Regions from separate parts of the Homo sapiens genome. Here region 1 is linked to region 2. A link is an interaction called in ENCODE POLR2A ChIA-PET data of the cell type or tissue named here. Cell type or tissue: Caco-2. All regions are shown on one strand. Each heading gives the region's core, and the rest is flanking DNA. Links, peaks and the distances in the headings are about the cores only. Region 1 has its middle 17 kb from the start of ERVMER34-1. Region 2 overlaps USP46 (ubiquitin specific peptidase 46).

What was found. ChIA-PET counts read pairs that join two places held together with the same protein. Peaks named below come from ENCODE experiments on the same cell type or tissue, not always from the same donor. Only the 100,000 strongest peaks of a DNase experiment are listed, where the experiment ranks them.
Region 1: POLR2A ChIA-PET joins it to region 2 with 5 read pairs; 4 of 35 experiments call an interaction of 5 or more read pairs at or near these places.

Annotation. Positions count from the first base shown.
Region 1 is chr4:52,733,353-52,736,264 of GRCh38, reverse strand. No RefSeq gene overlaps it. Among named protein-coding and RNA genes, the nearest start is that of ERVMER34-1, 17 kb to the left of the region's middle. In Caco-2, for the core only: no CTCF peak of the experiment used is centred there; a DNase peak (open chromatin) is centred at 1,084.
Region 2 is chr4:52,635,642-52,638,553 of GRCh38, reverse strand. The region is part of intron 1 of USP46 (ubiquitin specific peptidase 46); the gene reads left to right. Among named protein-coding and RNA genes, the nearest start is that of USP46, 22 kb to the left of the region's middle. In Caco-2, for the core only: no CTCF peak of the experiment used is centred there; no DNase peak of the experiment used is centred there.

The DNA of each region.
Region 1 (2,912 bases), core at 104-2,603, 98 kb before region 2:
TATATGTATGTGTATACATATGTGTATATATGTGTATATATGTGTGTATATATGTGTATATATACGTGTATATATGTGTATATACGTGTATATGTGTATATATGTGTGTATGTATATACATGTGTATATATGTGTATATATGTGTATATGTGTATATATGTGTGTATGTATATACATGTGTATATATGTGTATATATATGTGTATATATATATATGTATAAATTGAGTATTAAGTATTTCCAATGTGCTAGTCATTGTTCTAGGTGTTGGACATATAGCAGTGAACAAGACAGACATTCTGTCAATAGAAACAATTCACAAATTTAAAAATCACACTTTGAAAAGTGCCATAGTGAAAATAAAAACAGTGATATGGTTGAGAGTAGCTGGAAGGCTCCCTGTACAGGCAGCAGAGCACAGCAATTAAATAAAGGTGCTTATAAGCTACTTTCTTGCTGTATACTGAGATTTTTACCCAAATTTGCTGGGATTCAGTTTTCTTGCTATATGATGGGAATGATAATAGAATCTCTCTCATTGGGTTCTTGTGAGAATATTTTGAGTTTTGTATGTAAAGGGTTAGAAAGTGCCTGGCATATAGAAATATATTTTGGTTTTGTTTTAGGTTTGTTGTTGTTTTTAGGCAGGGTCTCACTCTGTCACCTAGTCTGGAGTGTAGTGGCAACCATGGCTCACTCTGATGTCTGCCTCCTGGGATCAAGCAATCCTCCCACCTCAGCCTCCCAAGTAGCTGGGACTACAGATGTGCACCACCATGCCCAGCTAATTTTTGTAGTTTTGTGGGTAGAGACAGGGTTTCACCATGTTGCCCAGTCTAGTCTTCAACTTGTGGGCTTGAATGATCCACCTGCCTCGGCCTCCCAAAGTGCTAGGATTACAGGTGTGAGCCACCATACCCAGCCTCTAGTCTTTGTTTTGTTTTTATTACTTTAAACTGAGGGCTCAGATAAAGCTTCTCAGAGAAAGAACTATGTAGGCTGGAATCTAAAGCATGTGAAGAATCCTGTCTTGTAAAGATGGGGGATTGTGAAGAGCATTCCAGACAAAAGAAACTGCTGGTAGAGGTTGGGCATGGTGGCTCACGCCTGTAATCCCAGCACTTTGGGAGACCAAGGCGGGTGGTTGACCTGAGATCAGGAGTTCAAGACCAGCCTGGCCAACATGGCGAAACCCTGTCTCTACTAAAAATACAAAAAAATTAGCCAGGCATGGTGGTGGGCACCTATAATCCCAGCTACTCGGGAGGCTGAGTCAGGAGAATCGCTTCAACCCCTGGGGCGGAGGTTGCAATGAGCTGAGATGGCCATTTCACTCCAGCCAGGGGGAAAGAAAAAAACTCCATCTTGGGGAAAAAAAAAAAGTGGCTGGGTGCGGTAGCTCACGCCTGTAATCCTAGCACTTTGGGAGGCCGAGGCGGGCAGATCACCTGAAGTCAGGAGTTCGAGACCAGCCTGACCAACATGGAGAAACCCATATCTACTAAAAATTAGCCAGGCATGGTGGTGCATGCCTGTAATCCCAGCTACTCAGGAGGCTAAGGCAGGAGAATCGCTTGAACCTGGGAGGCGGGGGTTGCGGTGAGCCAAGATTGTGCCATTGCACTCCAGCCTGGGCAACAAGAGTGTGAGACCATCTCGAAAGAAAGAAAGAGAGGGAGGGAGGGAGGGAGAGAGAGAGAGAGAGAGGAAAAGAAAAGAAAAGAAAAGAAAAGAAAAGAAAAGAAAAGAAAAGAAAAGAAAAGAAAAGAAAAAAGAAAAGAAACAACTGGTTGAGAGAGAGAGAGAGAAAGGAAAAGAAAAGAAAAGAAACAGCTGGTACAAAGACTCAGGTGGGACATATCAATGGCTGAAGTAGGCTGGCATAAGGTGAGGGATCATGTGAAACCTTATGAACCATGAGTAGGGATTTGGATTTTATTTTAGTGCACTGGGAAGGCAATGGAGAGTATTAAGTGTGAGAGTTGACCCTGCCTTATTAAGTTCTTTAAAAAGGATTACTTGGCTTTCCATGTGGAGTGTGGATTTTTAGGAAGGCAAGGGTAAAAGCAGAGAAACCTATTCGAGTAGGAGCTATTTCAGAAGTTAAAGCAAGACACACCATGTCCAGGATGGAAGTGGAGATGGATAAATTTTTTGGTCATACTTGATTTTTAAATCTTCCTATTCTGTTATTGTGCTTTTGTGTGTTCCATTGTGTAAGTATTTTACAGATACTTAAAATTGTAATATATATTCCAGTCTGTTTCTACCGAGGTCTTCAAAGCAGAAAGAAATTAATTTTTCTTTCATAGTTTGTTTTAAAAGTTGTTTTCTAATGGTTCCCTATTTTTGTAATGTTTAAGGCCTTCAGAGTATTTTTCAAGTTTCTATCCAATTATTCAACTATATTGGCCAACCATGGTGGCTCATGCCTGTAATCCTCGCACTTTGGGAGGCCAAAGTGGGAGGATCACTTAAGGCCAAGAGTTCAAGACCAGCCTGGGCAAGGTAGCAAGACTCTGTCTCTACAAAAAGTAAAAATTTTTAAAAATTTAAAAATTAGTTGGGCACAGTCATATGTGTGTGTGTGTGTATATATGTATATATGCGTGTGTATACATATATGTATACATGTGTGTACATATGTATACATGTGTGTACATGTGTGTACATATGTATACATGTGTGTATATATGTGTGTATATGTATACATATGTGTGTATATGTATACATATGTGTATATATGTATACATATTGTATATGTATACATATGTGTATATGTATATATGTATACATATGTGTATATATGTATATATGTGTATAAATATATACACACATATATATAGTATATAGAAAACTGTGTATGTGTATATACATACATATTGTGTATACATAGGATATATATGTACATCC
Region 2 (2,912 bases), core at 230-2,729:
TACAGGATGCTATGAGTGGGGAGTAGAGCATGGGGCGGGGTATATTACTTTCCTATTGCTGCTGTAAAAATTACCACAAACTTAGTAGCTTAAAAAGACAAAAATATATTATCTTACAGTTCTGGAGGTCACAAGCCTTAAAATCCAGGTGCAGCAGGGCTGTACACCTTCCAGAGGCTCTAGGGGAGAATCTATTTCCTTGCCTTTTCTAGTTTGTAGAGGCTGCCTGCATCCCTTGGCTCATGGCTCCTTCTTCCCTCTTCAAGGCCAGCAGCATGGCATCTTCAGTCTCTCCGTCTGACCTCTACATCTGTTGTCACGTCCCGTCACTGATTCTGACCTTCTTGCCTCCCTCTCTTGAAGTCACTTGTAATTATACTGTGTCTCCTGGGATAATCCAAGATAATCTCCCCATCTCAAGGTTCTTAATTATTTAATCATATCTGCAAAGTCCCTTTTGCCACATAAGGTAACGTCATCATGGGTTCTAGGGATTAGGGCCTGGACACCTTTGGGAGGGGCAGTATTCTCTCTGTCACAGAGGCTGACTTAACCTAGGGGTGCCAGTGTAGAATTCTCCTGGGAGCTGACCTTTAAGCTGGCCTTGCAGGATGCTGGGACACAGGCGTCTGAAGAAGCAGGGAAGGAGGAGCACTCAGATGGTAAGCAGGGGGCATTTGAGGTACCGGAGAACAGCAGGAGGGCCATTGGAACAGGGGATGAGGGGCAGGAGATGAGGTTGGAAACAGCAGTGAAGGTCACTGGAGGATTTTAAGCAGATTCATATTTTAAAAGAGCACTTTTTGCAGCGTTGACAGTGGGGTTAGAGGTAGGTAAGGTGGGCAGTAGAAGCCATTCAGGATGTGGTTGTAATTCAGATGAGAGATCTGGTAGTCTGGCCTAGCTGGTGGCAGTAGAGTAAAAGAGAAGCACATGAGATTGAGAGATTTAGTGAGGGTGAGGCAATAGGACAGTGATGGATGGGCAGAGAGTGCAGAGGACGATGTCGGCATGACCCATAGGTTTTTGACATGAGCCAAGAAGAGGAGGGTATTGTTCTTTTCTGAGCAGGGAAACACCAGATAAATGAAAAATCTAGTTTTAGTTAAATTGATTTTGAGATCCTGTAAGACAAGTAAGTGGATTTGCCAGTATTCATTCAGCCTGGAGCTCAGAAATGAGGTGTCCAGGCTGCCGAGAAAGAGTTGGAAATGGTTGGCATGTAGCAGCTGATTGAAGCCATGTGAGTGGTTCCTGCCTGGGCCTGGGAGAGGGTGGAGGGCCCCAGACAGCCCTTGGAAAAAGCCAGCCACCTAAAAGTGCCATGGAGTTTGCCAGATTTGAAGCTCAACAGTGATGAAGTGAGGGTAGAGCCCAGAAGGGGCTTTTCGAGGAGTGATTTGGAGATAAGGAAGTAGAGACAAGTCTTAAGATTTTATTAGGAGGCTGGGTGCAGTGGCTCATACCTGTTATCCCAGCACTTTGGGAGGCCAAGGTGGGCAGGTTGCTTGAGTCCAGGAGTTTGAGACTAGCCTGAGCAACATGGAAAACCCTGTCCCTACAAAAAAATACAAAAATTATCTGGGTGTGGGTTATGCACCTGTAAGTCCCAGCTACTTGGAAGGCTGAGGTGGGAGGATCGCTTGAGCCTGGGAGGTCAAGGCTGCAGTGAGCCAAGATCACACCCATGCACTGCAGTCTGGGCAATAGAGTGAGACCCTGTCTCATAAAAAGAAAAAAAAAAAGATTTTATTATGGAACACCTGAGACATTTTGTATTAATTTACTATTATTGCTGTAACAAATTACCATTAACTTAGTGTCTTTTTTTTTTTTTTTTTTTTTTTTGAGACAGAGTCTTACTCTGTCACCCAGGCTGGAGTGCAGTGGCACCATCTTGGCTCACTGCAACCTCTGCCTCCTGGGTTCAAGCAATTCTCCCGCCTCAGCCTCCCAAGTAGCTGGGACTACAGGTGCCTGCTATCATGCCCGGCTAATTTTTGTATTTTTACTAGAGATGGGGTTTCACCATATTGGCCAGGCTGGTCTTGAACTCCTGACCTTGTGATCTGCCTGCCTTGGCCTCCCAAAGTGCTAGGATTACAGACGTGAGCCACCGCGCCTGGCCAACTTAGTGTCTTAAATAATATACATTTATGATCTTACAGTTCTGGAGGTCAGAAGTCTGAAATGGGTCTCACCGGGCTAAAATCAAGGTGGTACCAGGCTGTGTTCTTCTGGGAGGCTGTAAGGAGACCCATTTCCTTGCCTTTCCTGGTTTCCAAAGGCTGCCTACCTTGCTTGCCTCTGGCCTCTTCCTCCATCTTCAAAGCCAGTGAGGGTGAGCTGAGACCTCACACATTGCCTCACTCTGATCTCTTCTGCTTCTGTCTCTCACTTGGAAGGACCCTTGTGATTGACCCCATTGGGCCTACCTGGAGAATCCAGGACAATCTCCCTATTGTAAGGTCACTGGGTTAGCAAATTAATTCCATCTACAGCCTGAATTTCCTTTTGCCATGTCAGGTCATGTATTTTCTAGTTATGGAGGTTAGGGGGACTACTATTCTGCCTATATACATCGATGTGAAAAATAAACAGAAAGCACAGTGAACCCCTACACACCCATCACTCAACTTCAACAACACAGCTTTATCCTCCACCCCCACTTCTCCCCACCTCACCACCAGCTTGTTTGAAACCCATCTCAGAAATCATCTGATTCATCCATAAATGTTTCAGAATAAACAGTTGTTTAAGAAAGTTTAGCTCTGAGGGGGAAGTGAGGAGGAGGGTAACTGGAGGTGATGTTTGGGGCAGTGTGGGTGTGTGTATTTTTGATATGGGAGATGCTGAAGCATGTTTAAATGCTGACGGGAAGGATCTGATAGAGGAGGAGAGATTGCCCTTGG